Regions from separate parts of the Homo sapiens genome. Here region 1 is linked to region 2. A link is a loop called in an ENCODE intact Hi-C map of the cell type or tissue named here. Cell type or tissue: PC-3. All regions are shown on one strand.

Evidence for each region. Hi-C counts contacts between places; a loop is a spot of excess contacts. Peaks named below come from ENCODE experiments on the same cell type or tissue, not always from the same donor. Only the 100,000 strongest peaks of a DNase experiment are listed, where the experiment ranks them.
Region 1: a loop joins it to region 2, with 4 times the contacts of the local background. A loop is called at or near these places in 2 of 110 quality-filtered maps.

What each region holds. Positions count from the first base shown.
Region 1 is chr2:214,307,931-214,312,930 of GRCh38, forward strand. All of the region lies in intron 15 of SPAG16 (sperm associated antigen 16), which reads left to right. Among named protein-coding and RNA genes, the nearest start is that of VWC2L, 100 kb to the right of the region's middle. In PC-3, CTCF peaks have their summits at 2,588 (motif pointing right) and 3,210; a DNase peak (open chromatin) is centred at 4,621; H3K4me3 peaks cover 723 bases; H3K27ac peaks cover 1,525 bases.
Region 2 is chr2:213,803,735-213,808,734 of GRCh38, forward strand. All of the region lies in intron 10 of SPAG16 (sperm associated antigen 16), which reads left to right. Among named protein-coding and RNA genes, the nearest start is that of MIR4438, 48 kb to the left of the region's middle. In PC-3, a CTCF peak has its summit at 2,593 (motif pointing right); no DNase peak of the experiment used is centred here.

The DNA.
Region 1 (5,000 bases), 500 kb after region 2:
CTGAATATCTTTGTTAATTTTCTGTCTCAATTATCTGTCTAATATCATCAATGGGGTATTGATGTCTCCCACTATTACTGTATGGGAGTCTATGTCTCATTGAAGGTCCCTAAGAATGTGCTTTATGAATCTGGGTCCTCCTGTGTTGGGTGCATATATATTTAGGATAGTTAGCTCTTCTTGTTGAGTTTAACCCTTTACCATTATGTAATGCCCTTCTGTGTCCTTTTTGATCTTTGTTGGTTTAAAGTCTGTTTTGTCTAAAATTAGGATTGCAACTCCTCCTTTTGTCTGTTTTCCATTTTCTTGGTAGGTTTTTCTCTATCCCTTTATTTTGAGCCTATTTGGGTCACTGCATGTGAGACGGATCTATTGAAGACAGAATACCATTGGGTCTTGGCTCTTTATCCAGCTTGCCACTCTATGTCTTTTAATTAGGGCATTTAGTCCATTTACATTTAAGGTTAGTATTGGTATGTGTGGATTTGACTCTCATTATGGTGTTAGATGATTATTTTGCAGATTTGTTTATGTGGTTGCTTTATAGTGTCACTGGTCTGTGTACTTAAGTGTGTATTTGTAGTGGCTGGTAACAATCTTTTCTATCCATCTTTAATGCTTCCTTTAGGTGCTTTTGTAGGGCAGGTCTGGTGGTAACAATTCCCTCAGCATTTGCTTGTCTGAAGAGGATGTTATTTCTCCTTTGCTTATGAAGCTTAGTTTGGCCAGATATAAAATTCTGGTTTGGAAATTCTTTTTTTTTTAAGAATGTTGAATATTGGCCCCCATTCTCTTCTGGCTTGTAGAGTTTCAGCTGAGATGTCCATTATTAGTCAGGGGCTTCTCTTTGTAGGTGATGTGGACTTTCCCTCCAGCTGCCTTTAACATTTTGTTTTTTTATTTTGACCTTGGAGCATATGAAGATTATATGTCTTGGGGATGATCTTCTTGTGGAGTGTCTTACTGAGGTTCTCTGCGTTTCCTGAATTTAAGTGTTGCCCTGTCTAGCTAGGTTGAGGAAATCCTCATGGATGATATCCTGAAATATGTTTTCCCAATTGGTTTCATTCTCCCCATCTCTTTCAGGTACACCAAGACATTGTACATTTGGTCTATTTACATAATCCCATATGTCTCAGAGGTTTTGTTCATTCCTTTTCATTCTTTTTTTCTCTAGTCTTCTCTACCTGTCTTATTTAAGAAAGCCAGGCTTCAAGCTTTGAGATTCTTTACTCCACTTGGCCTATTCTGCTATTAATACTTTTGTAATTGCATTATGAAATTCTTGTTTTTAAGTTCTGTCAGGGTGGCTATGTTCTTCTCTATACTGGTCATTTTGTCTGTCATCTCCCATAATGTTTTATCATTATTTTTAGCTTCCTCGCACTGGGTTACAATGTACTCCTATAGCTCAGTGTACTTCCTTTCCATTCAAATTCTAAATTCTACTTCTGTCATTTCAGCCATCTCAGCCTCAGCCTGGCTTTAAACCCTCTCTGAAGAGGTGATGCAATCATTTGGAGAAAAGAAGGTACTCTGACTTTTTGAGTTTTTAGTATTCTTGTGCTGATTCTTTCTCATGTTTGTGGGCCTATCTACCTTCAATCTTTGAGGTTGCTGACCTTTGGATAGGTTTTTTTTTTCTTTTATCCTATTTGATGACCATGAGGGTTTGATTGTGTTATAAGGTGGAGTCAGCTGACTAGCTTCATTTCTGGGAGATTTTAGGGGGCCAACACTCAGCTCTCAACCTTTGGACTGTGTACTATAATTCTGGGGGACTTCTATTGGGCCCCAACTTTGTTCTCTGGTTTGAACCTTGAGGTTTGGAGTTCACTTTGCCGGGGGAACCAAAGTGTGGCAGCTGCAGCAAAGTGCAAGTGGATACAGGGGTTCCTACCTCCCTGAGAGCATTCACCACAGTGGTAGAGGCAAGGCAGCAGCTGGGACAGCAGGTTGTGGGGTGTCCTGCTGGAGACTGTGCTGTTGCACTAGAGGTGATGTTGGCTGGTTTATTTTTTGTTGGTTTTCAACTTTCTCTTGGATCTCATTGAGCTTCCTTATAGTCTATATTTCTAATTTTTTATCTGTCATTTTCAAATTTTCATTCTATTGAGGATCCATTGCCATAGAAGTAGTGTGATCTTTTGGAGGTGTCAAAGCACTCTTTTTACACTGCTGGAGTTACTGAGCTGATTCCTTCTCTTCTAAAGAAACCGTCATTTTCTTTCTTTCTTTTTTTTTTTTTGAAATTGCTATTGTTTGCAAGGGACTTTATATTTATTTTTTCCTCCCTTGAAGGTGTGACTGTAGTACATATTTTGTATGATCATTTGGCTTCTGGGTGCTTTTAGACAACCGAGGCTCTGTATGAATTCATTGGTTATAGATAGCTTTTGTGTGGTGGCTTTCTCAAATTCTGCTTGTTGTAGCTATACATTGGGCATATGAGCCAATTCACTCTCTTCTAGGAGGCCAGGAATACAGGGATCTCAGGTAGCTGATGTCCTCCCTAGCACTGTGTCCTTCTGTCAGCCACTTTTTGTTTTGTTTTGGTTTTTGTTTTGTTTTTGGTGAAGTTTGGTCTCCAGTAGGTGGTGCCAGAGCCAGTTTCCCTTTGGATATTGAGATGATGTGTGGAAGCACCTGCCCTAATGAAGCTCATGGAGGGAGTTTGTGGTGGGATGCACTGAGGTTTCCAGGGTGGTAAAGAGAGGGCTGCACCAGCTCCCCATCCTGGGAAGTCAGGAATATGATCCACTTCCATATCATGCCCCTATCTCAGGGTTCATGGCCTTCAGTTCAGATAGTCACTGTCCTTTATCTCCAGGCCACAATGCAACTTAGGTCTGTGAGAAATGCCTGTCTGGTGGCTACTGATGAAATGACCTTTCAGCAGAACCTCTTCCCCCAACACCAAACAGATGACTCTGCAGTTAGTTGGTTTACACTGTTTTGCAGTGATGCTGCCACTCTGTGTAGAAAGGCAGAAATTAGCCCCGTTCTATGTACAAGCCTAAGCAGTGGGCACACCTTCACTGAGGACACAGCTATCCCAAAAAATGCTGGAAGGAGGACACTTACGGCAACCTCCAACAGGAAAGGCCTTGGCTACCTCTGCAGCAGTGTACGGGACAGTGGGAGATCCATTTCTGGCCACTAGGGTCACCTATCCACTAGGGCAGAACAGTGCCCCCTTTGGAGATCAGCACTGTTACCTGCATTTCCTCTGTTCCGAGGAGCGCTTTGGCAGTCTGCATTCCCCCTCTCTCCCTCTCTCTAGGGTCAGCACACTCGAAGGACTATACCTCTAGGGATCCCACAGCTCCCCAGGGACCTGATGGACCTCTGTAGTTGCCAAAGTCACCGTGGGTTTTGAGGTTCCCTGGGTAGGTTAATGACCCATAACAGATACACAAACAGTGTGGTCCCTGCCACCTGAGTCTGAGTTTGGTGTGAGTGTGAGCACACATGGAGGAAATGGCTGCCTCGTGCTGTGCCTGCTGGAAGTTCCCAAATTGCCACCAACAAACAGCATTGTTCTGGGTTGATTGATAGGGGAACCCCGACAGTTTGGCTGTTAGTAGTCTGTCACACAGGTGAGAGGAGCAAGAGATCCCCCTATTGTAACCTTTTGTCAGGACTCTAACTTCCTCTGGGGTCAATCTCTGCCAGATTCTGGCTGCCTTCCTTTTCTGCATCCCAACTTCTTTGTATGGGTTCTCCAACAGGTTTCAGCACACTTTCCTCAGTTCCACTTGGGTCATGATTATTCACCTGCAAATTTGATCTTCTTTCTGAGGAGAAATGGCATCCAACATCTCTAGTCAACTGTCTGGGGAAAAAAACTAATTTACTTTCTAAATGTTTCCCTTTAGTTAGTTAAGTTTAAAATGTGATTTCCTCCAGGAAATAATGATAATCTCTCTCTTTTGTGGCTGAAATGTATGCCCCACTCTACATAGCATACTTAGAGTCAGTGATGTGGATCCCACCCTCATACACCCTTACTCTTTTTTTATTTGAAGTAATAAAATAAAAACCTTTATCAAATGAAATGAGTTAATACTGACAGCGTATATTTGAAAATGAAAAATTGTAAATTTATAAGCATAAAAGTATCTCCACACTAATAAGAGGAATTATTCAAAGAAAGAAAAAATATTTTACATGGGTTTTAGTGTGTGAATCATTTCCTTTGTGATGAAAATGATCGTGTTTAATGATATGAATCATATCTTTTAACAGTTATGATAAATCTTCTAAATTCAAACTGAAAATTATATATCAGAGTCTTCCAAATTAAAAACAAAAGAAAAACCCTCCCAGGGTGAGTTAGTAATTTTTAGAGCTGTATTATCTCTCAGTTTATGCACTTGAATACCACTTGGTAAATGTACCTGCTGCACCAAAGTATACTTTAGTTTCATGCAGAGTAAAGATAACTCATTATATCCTTTTTATCATTTGAACATCAATGGCTATGGAAAAAGTAATTTTCATCCTGGGTAAATTTGCTCATATTCTCAAGGTGTACATGGACCTGACTTTGAGCTGTGTGTATAGGGTTCTTGGTATATTATTTAGTATAGGTCTAGCACATTCCAGAGCAGATTAATCATCCTCTAAATGCTCACTTCTCACAAACAGAAACCAATGTATCGACCTCCATGTGCCCTAACCTGCTGAGCTGTGTTGATTTGATTTATGGGAAGTTGATCATTCACACTAATAATCTTTTATCACCTTATGTATGGGGAGCACAAGGCATTGGGTTATTTTTTTGGCTTTTGCAGGAGTCTATCCTTAGAATACAACAGTGATTTATAATTATTTTTCTGAAGTATCATTTAGATATTCTAAGCAAAAAGTCTCATACAGTGTAATATAATTAGTACTCTATTTCTGAATGGACTTTCCCTTTCTTGCTTTTTTTGAAGCAGATTATCTAAGCTCATTTCTATTGAGAGAGATCTGCTAACAAAGCATTCAAGTTAGGG
Region 2 (5,000 bases):
TATTATGTATGTATATATTTAGAGGAAGGATCTCGCTCTGTCACCCAGGCTGGAGCACGGTGGTGCCATCCTAGCTCACTGCAGCCTCAAACTCCTGGGCTCCAGGGATCCTCCCACCTCAGTATATACAAAAATAAACAAACAAATCAGCCAGACTTCATGGCACAGGCCTTGAGTCTCTAACTTTTTAGCTTTGATCCTTTGCATCTCAGAATTAGAAAATTCCTTGAGGGGAGATCCACTGCTAAATACTAAATTCATATCCCTGGGCTTTTCCTCTTTCCAGCCTCTCCAACTCTTAATTTTTAGTTTCTTTGTCAGTATTGAATTACAATTTATATGATATAAATGTTTATTGATGACCTATTATAGATCAAGTAGTGGGCCACGTACTAGGGGAAAATTGGGCACAAAAAAACAGATGAGGTCTTGGCCCTCATACAATTTAAAATCTGCTAGAGGACTCAGACATAGTCAAGTAATTACACAAACAAAAGAAGCCGAATGAGTGGAAGGAAGTACATGGTGCCACAAACCCATGCCTTAGGTGATTTTAACTTGGTTGGGGAGGTAGGCAGAAGATTCTCTTAGGAAATAATTCTTTATCTCTGACTAAGGATGGGCAAGGGGTAAGTAAGGAAGGAGGGCTACTAAAGAACATTATAAGGGCCGGGCACTGTGGCTGGCGCCTGTAATCCCAGCACTTTGGGAGGCCGAGGCGGGCAGATCACAAGGTCAAGAGATCGAGACCGTCCTGGCTAACACGGTGAAACCCTGTCTCTACTAAAAATACAAAAAATTAGTTGGGCGTGGTGGCAGGCGCCTGTAGTCCCAGCTACCCGGGAGGCTGAGGCAGGAGAATGGCGTGAACCCTGGAGGCGGAGCTTGCAGTGAGCCGAGATCGCGCCACTGCAGTCCAGCTTGGGCGACAGAGCGAGACTCCGTCTCAACTAACTAACTAACTAACTAACTAACTAACTAACTAACTAACTAACTAAGATTACGAGACAGGAAGCACAGAAGCATAAGCCCTGTGCGGGATGGTGAGAATAAGAAACCAAGAGAAGACGGATGTGCCTGAAAGGAGAGAGCTCTGGGAAATTTGACACGTGATGAGGCCAGATAGGATGCTGGAGGCCAATTCACGTCGTGCCTCTTAAGCCAAACTAAGAAGCGTTATCTTCATCCTCAGAGCAACGGAAGCCATTCAAAGACTTTAAGAAGGGAAGAACATAATGAGAATGGCTTATTGGAAATTTTAGCTGGCTGTAATGTAGCTAATGGGCTGTAGCTCATTACATATTATAATACCAATGTTACTGTTGAGGAGTATAAATGTCAAAGAGATTGTCAAATGTATTTATGGCCACAGAGCTAATAAGTAATGGAGTTGGAACTCAAGCTCAGAATTCTACTTCCTGACCTGGGGCTTCTCCCTTTAATCAGAGTTGTCTGATATGAAAGAAGAAGAGCACACATAGAAAGGGCTCCCAGGTAAACACCAGCAGTTTGATTTGATTGTCAGATGACACCAAGAAAGGAGAGGCCAGTCTTGGGGTCTATATTTTCAAACTGGGAGAAAAAGAGAGAAAGACCAGATTGGTGGAGAAACTGATGTGGCATGTGAGGAATAGAATACTAGGTATGTCTACCCTAAAGGAAAGAATATGTGGGCGGTGAAAACATGGCAACTGTCTTCAAATAGTGAAGAATATGAATTTATTTGACAGGGCTTCAGAGAACCAACCAAGGCCAATAGAGATAAGATACAGGGAAGTACCTTTTAGGTTTTTAGAAGAGTTATCTGAGGAGGGGTGTTGTCGAAACTGTAGCAGAGTTTTCCTATTATTGAAATTATATAAGCAGAGCTGGATAACCACTTATAATAATAGTGTAGAAAATATTCATCTTTTGGGCAGAGAAACAAACCTTCTGATGTCTGAGAGCCCTTCCAACTCCTCCATTCTGTGATTCTCTGACACATAATTACACATAACCTTTCAAATTTCTTAAAGAGAAGATCCCAATATAAAAATACAGTAAAATGTCTATAATGCAAATAAACTTGCTCAGAGTTCAAACTATTTTTAAATTTTAAAATATTTTCATATAGCAATGGTTGTTATAATGCCTAAGGCATGGTAAAAAGCCAAGTTGTAGGCAGTGTAGCAAATTATAAATACCAGGTTGTATAGTAAAACGTCATTCCTTTTAAAAGCTTACTTTAGATATAATGGTTATTAATTCTTGAAAATTAGATATGCTGGAAATCGCTTTATATGTAGCATATATGGATAAAATTATTATTAGGTTTTATGTATAACTTGATTGCTGATATAAAATTGATGGTTTCTTTGTCAGCATGCAACATTATTAATGTGCTCAGCACACACATATCAATGTTCCAATAAATACTAGAGAGCATCATCCCACTAAAACAAAAACAAAAACACCTGTAAATGTTTAAGTTTTTCAAGTGAAAGATGATACTTGCAATGTGGGAGATTATTTTAGAATTGCTTAGTGAGGCCTGGTTTACAGGCTTGATAAGAATTATGAATATAACTTTTAATTCTGCCACCAGATGGCAGAAGTAGCCATTACTTAGGTAAATGTTTACAGTTAAAGTGCTTTAATATGTTTTACATTATTAGATTAAACCAAAACAAACAATTTGGATATTTGTAATAGCGTGTAACATGTTTTGTAATGGTAAAGATGGAAAATATTAGCTTAAATGAGATTTTGGAATTAAATTAATCATAATGTTTATGTATCCCCTGAGAATAGTATTTTTCTTTAATAAAAAAACTCTCACAAGGAATTCCCACTGATATGTTTTAATGAATGCAGTAAATATCTTAATTAATTATTTATACATTAATAATTCCTATATCTTCCTAAAGGTAGTCATTGGACTCAATATTGGGGTAAATTTAAAAGCATTATGCACATGCTGAGTACAAACCAAAGACTAAAGATATTATATAGTTATTGAGTTAAGGCATGGATGATTTTTTAAAAAGATTACAAATGTTACAAACGAAATACAATCACATGTACCTAATACAAAGTTATTTGCCTTTAATAAGTTAAAAAATAAAATTAATTTGTCTAGTCTCTAGACAATTTTAAAACATCAATCCAAAGGGATACATGTGTTTCTTTACTAAACAGTAAATGCCATGGCTAATTAATGCGTGTTTTCAAAGATCACGGATACATTAGCTGTTTTCCATATCAATTCACATTTTTGTTGTGTTGTTTTGTTCAGTCCTTTAAAAAAATCTACTTCCTTACATCCCACTGACTCTTTAACCTTCTACATCTGGCTTATCCTAACTATGACAAAGAAAATAGTTTTATCCAGTAAATTTGACTCTTCTTTACCAACTAACACACTATTTTGGTCCTAAACTCTCAGTATTATGTGACAAAGATTACTGTGTTTTTCTTCTTAAAACAGGATCTTTCCTTGACTCATTTGCTTCCATACTCCTTCATGTTTTTCTTTGCACTGCTTTTTAGTCTATTTGGAGGGGGAGATTCTTGTCCTCGACTCCACCTGCAGATGTCAGAAATCATAGGACCACTTGTTTTCTTTTTTTTTTCCCCTCAACATTTCCCTACATAGTGCCATTCATTCTGTCACCTCCCAATGTTATCTCTATGATGAAGCTTCCCAAGTGCCTATCCCAGCCCACTTCTCTCTACTGACCTCTAGACTTGTACATCCAATTGCCTCCTTGAACAAAGTCTCTTTTATTCTAGTACATTCCCTTTCTTCATGAGACTGACTTGATGAATGGGCTAGGCACAATGTTTTACCTTCCAGCAAAAGTGTCGAAAATGTGCTAAAGTAAAAACCACACAACCTATTTTCTTGTCAAGTGGGAAAAAGTAATTGTACAGGAGAATGGCCACACTATCATCAGTTTCATCCAGAAGCAAGATATTTATAAAGGGCTTTGAAAACTTCTGCTTAGGGCAGTAATAACTATATAGTTAAGGTGTGCCTTAATTTACAGAGTAGACATATTAGGACTAAAGATAAGCTTGAGCTAAATTGTGTTAATTCATAATGCATTAATTCATAAAGTTCTTTGCAGTGAAGATTCTTGGTTTACACTGGTTGTTTTATACTGAAAGACCTGTCAACTTAAATATGACTGTGATGTATATTTTCTATTTATTGTTTCACCTAGCTAGTGACCTATGATAGGCCTTGGTGCCAAATATTCTGCCCAAATGAAAACAAGATGCAATACAGACTCACTTTAAATTAGAATCAAGAAACACGGAAAGAATGAGACACTGGACAATGAGATCTACCCATGTAAAGTTATGGATTAAATTACTGAAGAGGCCATGAGTAAAGCCACGTATGAATGAGGCTGTTCTATAAGGAAGAATAGTGTTTGTTAAAATGAGTACCTGCTATGTGCTGAGTATTGTTCTGAGCACTTGTTTGCAGGTAAACAAGAACATTTACCAAGTAAGGTGCATGTTAACAAGTAAACACATTCAAAATTTTGTGGAAGAACATTTTAGGCAGCATAAACAACAAATGCAAAGATCCTAAGGCAGAAACTAAAAAACGAAAGAACAGCCACTCGTTTACAAGCAAACGAGAACATTTACTGGAAAACACACCTTAAAGAGGAAAGAATGGTATAGCTATAGTTTAGTGAGTGAGAGGTTATCAGAGACCGGGGGTATAGGAGGATGAGCTCAATTTCTAAATCAAAACCAGTAAAGATTTTTAAGAAGAAGTTCATGTGATGTGATATGTGACTACTTTGGCTGTTGTATGGACCATGGGTTGCAAGCCTAAGGCTAGGAGGATATCTCAGTGGGAAACAAAAGAAAGCAATATGTATTTTTTGCCTCAAATATGGCAAATAGGAAAGATTATGAGTAGGCCAAGTAGATGACAGGATCCATGTAGTACTGTTTTGCTTTTGTTTATATTTTTTAGAACTGAGGTATCTTTCATGTAT